Linked DNA regions of Homo sapiens: region 2 is linked to region 1. The links are chromatin contacts, found by Hi-C or POLR2A ChIA-PET in ENCODE. All regions are on one chromosome and are shown on one strand. Each heading gives the region's core, a stretch centred on a gene start or an enhancer-like site at or near the end of the contact. The rest is flanking DNA. Distances are from core to core; before and after follow the strand shown. Region 1 holds the start of AFF1 (ALF transcription elongation factor 1). Region 2 overlaps PDLIM5 (PDZ and LIM domain 5).

The links. A loop is a pair of places that touch in the nucleus more often than their neighbours do. ChIA-PET counts read pairs that join two places held with the same protein, here RNA polymerase II (POLR2A).
Region 2: a map of K562 shows a loop between it and region 1 (7-fold over the local background). The contact joins the enhancer-like site here to the promoter of AFF1 in region 1. A Hi-C loop is called at or near these places in 1 of 168 maps with a recorded cell type or tissue (K562). POLR2A ChIA-PET finds 5 or more read pairs at or near these places in 1 of 52 experiments (GM12878).

What each region holds. Positions count from the first base shown.
Region 1 is chr4:86,932,400-86,936,617 of GRCh38, forward strand. AFF1 (ALF transcription elongation factor 1) reads left to right here and starts at 2,612. Exons shown (of 21, transcript NM_001166693.3): 1 at 2,612-2,841. AFF1-AS1 (AFF1 antisense RNA 1) reads right to left here and starts at 2,451. Exons shown (of 3, transcript NR_038841.1): 1 at 2,088-2,451; 2 at 996-1,143. It also overlaps a transcript of C4orf36 not described here. RefSeq lists silencers at 2,317-3,066, 3,537-3,675 and enhancers at 2,988-3,529, 3,530-4,071, 3,927-4,046.
Region 2 is chr4:94,515,713-94,520,344 of GRCh38, forward strand. All of the region lies in intron 2 of PDLIM5 (PDZ and LIM domain 5), which reads left to right. Among named protein-coding and RNA genes, the nearest start is that of PDLIM5, 66 kb to the left of the region's middle. Within about 2 kb of position 1,484, at least 5 of the 41 ENCODE cell types and tissues checked have a DNase peak (open chromatin) inside an H3K27ac peak, as active enhancers do.

The sequences.
Region 1 (4,218 bases), core at 1,362-3,861:
GCCCTTTGAGATATACATGCAGTCATTTGGAGGAACATAATTTAAACTGCTGGCTTAAAATGCTTGGATCTTGCACAACTGCAGAGTTTAGAAGTACTTCAGTTTGACCAAACAGTTGTCCATGTTGTGATGCTGGGCACATTCCTCACCTGCCTCTATCTTAATGTTGTCTTCCCTCCTCATGGGCTGTTTAGGTGCTCTGAGAATACATCCTGTGAGCTTCTATGAGTCCCAGGGGTTTAACTAATTTGTTTTTAAATTTTAAGTAAAATCATGGCTGAAAATTGTCAGGTAACATCCCAGGAGCCCTCATATGAAGAAGCACCTAAAAAGTCCCATCATCATATTTAAAAGGGAGATTTATTTGGGGGGGTGGGGGGGTTCTGTTAAAAAAAAAAAAAAGCACCGATGTCAGAAACATGCTTCATCTTATTAGAAACATAATCTGAAATGTATGAGATTAGGTTGTCAAAATTAAGAAAGTGCTGGAATTTCATTGAGTGTGCTAAAAATGTAATTTAAGAATTCTTGTAAGGAAGATGATGGAGGAAAGTGTAGCTAACAAAGTTAAATATCTGCAACTCCATTACATAATTACTCTCCTTTTGTTTATGTCTGAAATTTAAAAAGTAGATATAAAAAATTTTTTAAAGTAGATATAGTGTAATCACTTTTTAAAATAGCCTTCTTATTGACTATTTATATAAGATGACCAGCAGAAGAGAGAGAAAGGCAACTTAAAAAATAATAATAACTCACTGGCATGGCTATCCTTTTTTATTCATTATCAGAAAATTAATTTGATTTAGTCTTTTTAAATAGCCAGTCACCATTCACGAAATAAATCAACAGAAGTGTGTACTGGAATTATTTACTTGCTTGTTTCTGCCACCACACTGGAATGTCATGAAAATAGGAGCTCTGTCTTTGTCATCAATATGGCTCGTCACCTAGCACATTGCCTTAAGAATATTGATATAAATGGAATGACTTACTCTCTGAACCAAAGCTACATCATCTTCAACAAAATTTTTGCAAAATTACAATCTTCAATTCCAAAGGCAGGAAAATAAAATGATCACACTTCCACTGTCAACATCATTTACTAAGTTGACCACAGTTTGAAGAGCCCTATAGGAGATACTATGGGATGACACAAAAAGAACACAAAAAAGGAAAACATTTTAGATAGAAGTGGTAAAAGTTTTCAGATTATAAAATATTACCATGCTAATATATATTTCACAATGAAATGTATTCATTATATAGCAAAAACGTTAAAATACTTGTTATTGATTAGAATAGAGATCAGTCTCTGTTAGAAACCTTTAAAAGGTGTACAAACACTTTGTAAGAGATGACTCCTGTCCCATCCTGCTCAGGGATGACCAGAACTTTCATCTTAGATAGATACACCACCAGGTTTCATCAGGGACACCTTAATTATTTTAGCTGTCTAGGTAAACCAATCTCCCGATGGGAGGATATGGAGTAGGGCGAAGAGTTATATTTTGGAAAACAATCCATGGGAAATTAAGTCAAGTAGCCAAAGGTTTAATTTGGAAATGCAAATATCCATCAATTAGGTTTTCAATTATGTGGACAATAAAAGAGTTGAGCAGAGCAGTAGAGACAAACAAAATTAAAAAGAGAAAAGGCAGAGAAGGCAGGGAGGGGCTTATTTTCACACATTATACCAATTTACATTACACATCATATTAAATTTAAGTAAGGCGCTTTTCTTCATCCAAATAATTTCACCCATTTTAAACCATAAAATACTGTCGGCGAAATCTCATCTGGGCCATTTGATGTAATCTTTCTGCGTCCCTTTCAGGAAGGAAGGTGCGACAACACAATGAAGACAGCCTGTTGCTTTCCTTGGTATGTTTACAGCAGGAATCGGGCAGCGACTTAACTAGACATAAGTTTCCCCTTCTTCCCATGGGTCTATTTGCCAAAGCCCCCTGCACCTATTAGAATTTTCTGAGGTTGGGCTGGTGGAGAGCAGAAACCCGGAGGCTAGATTCAGGAGACCTGGTTTCCCATGCCACTTAGTAGCCTGTGACATTGAGCACAATACTTACTTTTCGGCGCTTCCGTTTCATTATTTGGGAAATGGGAACAATATATCTGTTTTATAAGATTGTTGTGAAGATGAAACAGGCCTGTGTGTGAAAGGCCTTTTCTAAATTGTAAAGCGCTCCCCAGATGTTAGTTATTATCTCCTTTAAAGGGCACAGAATCTGTTTCAATATTATAGGAGGTTGCAAAAAGGCTCCTTGACACTTTTTGCTCAGAACTTGACCCTGAGCTTAATCTCGCCGTAAAGTGAAAGGGTTCTTGCGCCCCCACAGCAGCCCGGGGCAGGGTCACCCTCGCGACCGGGGCGGTCATTGCCGTATTCCGTCCTGAGCTGCCGCTCCCCCACGATCCTCCCACCAATCCCGGGAGGGCCGCGACGTCCCTTGCCGCTTGGGTGGCGCCAGCTAGAGGGCGCGGGCCGGGGCGGAACCCGGTACCGCAGCTCGGGAGGTGGGGGTGGGGGCGGGGCCTCGCGCGGAGGGCGTGGCCTCGGGGCGTCCCGGGCAGCCGGCGTGCTGAGCTTGCCAGCCAGCTAGCGAGCGACGGGCGCGCGCGGCCCCTGCGCACTCGGCCGCCGCCTGCGCGCGTTGCGGCCGCAGCTGCACCTTTGCCTCCGCGGTTCCGCAGCCGAGCCCCGGGAGGAGGCGCTCCCCTGCGTCGTCCGCACTTGCGCCCTTTCCCACCGCAACAGGTCAGGGGAGGGCGGAGGTGACGAGGGCGCCCGACCCGGGACTAGAGGACGGAAGGGTCTGGAAGGTGAGCGCAGCCCTGCGCCACCCAGGGCTGGGGGTCGATCCGCCCGGCCCCCGACGCCGCCGCCGCGGACTTCTCGGAAGCCGAGGCTCTCCCCGCCTCTCTGCCGGCTTCCCAGCACGCTGACTCAAGTCGCTGGCGTTCCCACTTTTCCGGTGGGAGCCCTCGGGGAGAACGGGCTAGGGCTCAGAGCTCTCACCGCCCTACTTGCGATCCCGCGGCAGGTAGCGCGTAGAAAAACAGGGGACGGGGACATGGGAAGAGACCCATGCTCCTCCCTCACGCGCAGCCCCCAAGTCAGACGTTTGCCTGTGCACCCCGCGTTTTGCGGAGAGCTGTCCCGTTGTTGGGACCTGCTACTTGAGTTGCGTAATGAGTCCCAGAAGTTTCTCGGGGGGAGGGGGCGGGGAAAAGTGGGGTTCTTCTCTCCTGCACCCCGGGACCCTTCCCTGTGCCTGTCGTGGAGAGAGATGAGGGCTTCCCGCCGCGTCTCGCTGAGAGCAGGAGGGAGGCGTGTGTCGGTGGTCCGTAGCCTCCGGGGAGGAGTTGGAGCCACCTTCTGAGACTTAACTTCAGGGACAGAGGGAGAGGCGTCTTTAGTATGGGACTGGTTAATTTCTCTTGATAATGCTTTTTTCCCTCGGGTGTCCCATCCTCTGTGGCCGTCGCAACCCCACCCTCCGACGGTGCGAGCGCCGGAGCCAGCGAATGAGAGGGGAGAGAAGGTGGAGAGTGTGAATCACACGTTACCTTAGTGTAATGGTAGTTGCATTAATGGAGCTGCGACGGGCCTGCGGGCGGTTCGATACCGTCCGGCTAGTTTTCTCTTCCCGGAGCTTCTCCACCACCAGCACCCGCAAATTGTTATGCAGATCATCCCGGGAAGGCACTTGGCTTTGGAGGTGGAGATGTGTCCGAATCTCCCTTGAACCAGTCTCTGTTAGGGGGAAAGGCCTTGCAGCCAAGTGATTTGTTTTAAGGGTGGAGCCGGAGATAATTTTAAACACCCTCCCCCTTGGTGCACGTTGCGGGGTGTGACTCACCACGGGGAAATCAGACTGATTTAAAACCTTCAGTGCAAACTTGTAAATTAAGGCGAAGACCCAGTGTTCCCTGGGACAGTTGCAAAGTGAGAAGAGCTCAGAAACTGAAGCACAGAAACGTTAGGTAGGAGTCTGAGAGGCGTGGAGAATTTTGCTTGTGCAAGATTATTTCAGAGCAAGGTCGTGCGGTGTGTGTAGAAGGTAGGTGGCCGTGGGTTACCTCTCTCAGACCTGCGTGGTGTTGGCCTCTGGGTGGGGATAAAAGTCACGAAAAAGACCTTTGGACCCAGAGTCTAGTTTTTTTTCTTTGGGGCCGAAGAATACCTAGGCATGGCCC
Region 2 (4,632 bases), core at 234-2,733, 7.6 Mb after region 1:
TCTCATCATTGAGGGAGGGTTGAAATGTATGATTATCATTGTTAATCCATTCCCAGGTATGCTAGATTTGACTAATTTGCTTTTAGTCTTTATAATTATTTGTGACATTTCCTATCATTTCTCTCACTATTCCAGAGTAGGCTATATAGAAACACTGATTTCTCTGTAATTAACAAATTTGTTTGATTTTCAGATGTTTGTGGATGTGTTCTTTTTACAGACTATCATACTTTCACATTTCTAGTAGGATATTCACACATTAACACTTTGGATTTAGACATATGTAGATTAGCTATAAGTCAGAAGTGTTAATGAGGCATCTCAATAGTAAATCACAGTTGATGAAGACATGTTTCTATTTATTAGGACTTTGGTAGAGTAGAGTAAGATGCTGTTTTACTAAATAAGGGCTCATCATAGGAAATAAACTTAGACTACTAGAACAGACCGTGCTGTATCAGCAAAAGCCCTGTGTTTGAACTAGATAGCTCCATGGCTACATAAGGAAAAGAGACATAATTGTCCTCTTCTGTTTGCTTTTATAAGGGAGGATGACACGTACTTTGAGGTATTCTCCTCATTGCTACCATATAAGGTGTATTCTCTAACTTTTGAGTAAAATTGGCATAACCAAAATAAGGCCCACTGTTAAAGTAAGTACTGCTCATATGAGTCAGGATTACACATTTGCTCACAGAGAGACATCGGTGATTGCTTGTTTTATTTCCCTACCATTCTAACCTACAAAAAGCCTTATCATTTTATTTCACAGAAAAAGGTAATAAATCCAAAGCAGTCTCTCTCTCTCTCTCTCTCTCTCTTTTTTAGTTGGTATGAGGTCTCACTTGTTACCCAGGCTGGAGTATGGTAGTGCAATCATGGCTCACTGCAGCCTCGATCTCCTGGGCTCAGGTCGTCCTCCTGCCTCAGCCTCCTGAGTAGCTGGGACCACAGGTCCCAGATGGCACACACCATGCCCATCCAAATTTTTTAATTTTTTGTAGAGATAGGGTCTCACTATGCTGCCCAGGCTGGTCTCAAACTCCTGGGCTCAAGCGATCCTCCCACCTCAGTCTCCCAAAGTGCTAGTATTACAGGCATGAACCACTGTGCCCACCCCAGCCTTAGATTTTAAGAGGGATGTTTACATTAGACACATAAACCAGAGATTGACATTTTAAATGTAGTTGAATAGCATTTGTAGACTGCTCAAAGTGCCAACATTATATAACAACAAGTAGTGCAGGACAGAACAATGTTAAATGCTGAAGTGTGATATTATAAGGTAGATTAATAAGCACTAGGATGATAATAAACCAATTAGGATTTGAAAAAAGCTTTAATGCATATATGCGGGGGGGACATCACATCACACATTTTCTTTACTTCTGCTCACTTTACTAGTCCCTCAGTTGCTCGTAAAAACTTCACCGGGATTTTATTTATTTGTGTTGTTGAGTGGGTTGAGTAGTACCTATTGTTGGCAGGAAAGCAAGTTCTGTGAAAGTTCTCTGTCATAGGTGTAATGCTCACACATTCTTATGTAGGTGTTTTGCAAGGGGGTGGTGACGCAAAAAGTCACATAGTCACGTTTATGGTATCCTGGGAAATATGTGGGAGAGAGATAACTAGAAACTGTCAACCATAGTCTTATATGTCCAGATTCAAATTTTTTATTTGACAGCAGGTACTGGAAAATATATTTTAAAACAAAATTCAAGATTGCTCATTAATTAGATTTTAAGAAAAATAACACTTTCTCAGTGCTTTTTCTGCCTCAAGAAAGTCTTGTTTGTCAGACTGATATAATTTTATTAGCATAATTCTTCAAATTTTGGTAACAGCACTGTCAGAAAAACAACAGCTTCCATTTTCCCATGGTTTGGTTCCCAGGGTTTTTGGACATGGGAAATTTCTGTTAGTGTTTCTTTCTGTAGCCCTCATGTTTATATGTTCCTTTTTTACATTTACTATATCTGATGGCATTCCTGCCATACCCATAGTGTTAGGGTCATGTGTTTCCAAGCATTCCATATTTGTTGAAAATATGCAGAAGATTGAAACTTGCCCTTTGGTAGTGGCTCTTTATATAGGTACACGTCTCCTACTTGTTGCCTGTAGTACATTATAGGATAATCACCAAAGTAAATTTCTTTTGAATCAGCATAAATTGTTCTATTTAGTAAACATCTGACTATTAAAATGGTGTTACCTGTCCATATTATAAATCATTTCTATTGCTGATGCCTATTTTCTTAGTTTGGCAACTGCTGGCTTATTTCCAAGGAAACGCAAATAGAGGTTATTGTGTACATTTTGAGTATTTCCTGCAATTTAGAAGGATAAATTTCATATATAGACAATTCTAAGACATTGGAGTCACTGTTGCGATTAAACATCGTGCCTTTTTATGGAAAAGCTTAGGGCATGTAGGAGCTATATTGAATGATCATATTCAAGAGAAATCTTAGATGGTTAGACTTATTTAAAATGATATCTGCCATAATGGGTTATAATTTTTAAAAATGAAAGCTCTATTGGTTTGTTTGTGATAGAAGTGCTCTCAAGAGGTAATAGCTAAGGGGAAGGCTTAGTGTAGCAGGTATATCCAACTCCTTATAAATCCTAAATAACATACTTGTTTGTGGATAAGTTTTCCATTTAGTGCACATTTGAGTTCCTTGTCTAAGTGTTCTGCTGTCTTGAGATATTAATATTTTATTTTCAGTGTAATTTTATAAAGACACAGTACTACTTTTTCTCTTATTGTTAAAATGATTAGGAACAAATGCTGGAACATTGTATGTGGAGGCTAAGCATTTTGGGTAATTTTAGTTATAAATTTTATTTGAGAACAATAAATTAATGACATGTTTAAAGGCACGCAAGTATTACTGTGAGAAAATTTACTCGAAATTATAGTTACTAATTATGTTCATGTATATTATTTTAAATGCAAATCAAAACATAGAATCTTCTCTTTTCTATAATTAATCATTATTTTGATGTTCTGTTCTGTTTAGATATTATTTTGTGCATATGTACTTGGATGTATATCACACCTAGAGATAAAGCCTGGATCTCACTTTCCAACACCGGGGACATCTTTGTTTCCTCATGGTCTTGGTTCCCTCCTCTGCCTTCTATACCGGTACTCTTCTTTGTTTCCCTGTTCTCTTTTTTTCTTTTATTCCTGTCCTTCTCTGGCCTCCAGCTCAAGGCTTCTTCACCAACATCGCTTTATTGCTTCTTATCCTTTGGCCTTTTGGTACAGTGGCAACACCTAACTGTCCTGAGAAGTGACAAGAGGCCACCATTCTTTAGGAATCGATTTTGGGAAACTCATAATTGGATAGTAGTAAGCAGGGAAGGAGGATGCAGTGAATTACGTTCTGAATGTGTGGCATATTCATCTCTGTTGCTGAGTGAGGGGAAAGTTAGGCTTAGAGAAGCAGAAGGAAGTTTAAGGAAGGAAGTGAAAAGCCAGAAGGAGGTCTGACCGGTCAGTTTGAAACGCTGTCTTCTCTGCCCTGTATGACCTTGAAGTAGGCTTCCTGCCTATGTGAATTTGTGACATTGTGTAAGAATAAACAATAATATTGAGCATTTCCGGTGCATTTTGTGGTATGTGCTGTCCTGGTGTTTTATTTAACCTGCCCAGCAGCTCTGTGAGGCAGGTGGAATTATAGTCCTCATTTTCAAAGAGTGGAAGCTGGGACTTAGAGAGGTCAAGTAAATTCGGGTCACACAACCAGCAAATGGCAGAACATGAATATAAACTCATATTTGCCTGACTTCAAAGCCTGTGCTCAGTATTGTAGTCTTATTGTTGTATGGACATAGACAAGTTATTTAATCACGTTGAAGCTCTGTTTTCCCATCTGTAAAACAGACAACTACCTTACAAAACAGAGGAATGATGAAGCATCCTCCAAAGTCCCCGATTTACTGTTCATGCTTGGTAGATTATAGTACTAATTACTTTTTCTGGGTTGTTTCTTTCTTAGGACAGTAAAACACTATATGAGAGGAGCTACCTTCCTAAAATGACTGAAAAAAAATTTATCTTTGGGTCTTTCCTAGTAAAGTAAGATGGGCAAGCTCAAGGATCTGATTCCATTTTCTTTTACATTCTCTCCCAAATTCCCACAGTCTTTCCTATCTGCTTGCTGAAGACTGGACTTCCTTTTCAAGAGAAGACTTCTTGTCATCCATGATTACAGATAAAAGGGTTAAAATGCAGCTGTTCCTAGGGATGAGTTTTAATCTAAGTACAGATAACTGATATTAGATCCTTTCGTACTGAAGTTAATGGGGAGGCTTGGTAAAGATAACACTCTCTTCAGGAGCATACAGTTTTCTGGTTTTCCTTCATTTCAGCATCAGTGAACAGACCTGAACTCAGAGGCAGTTCCAACATGTACAGCCATGTGTGCTTGCAACTGAGGTGAGACCACAAAGTAATGTTTTTGAAGAAGCACTCAGCTACAATTAAAGTCTGTGGAAAATTGGATAGCAGTACTGAAAAATGCATTTAAAGATCAAAAAGGAAGCATTTGCTTGTGATTAGTTTGATTTATGCTGAGCTCGACCCAGGAGCCTCCCACAACTGCTTCCTTCCTACACTGTGCT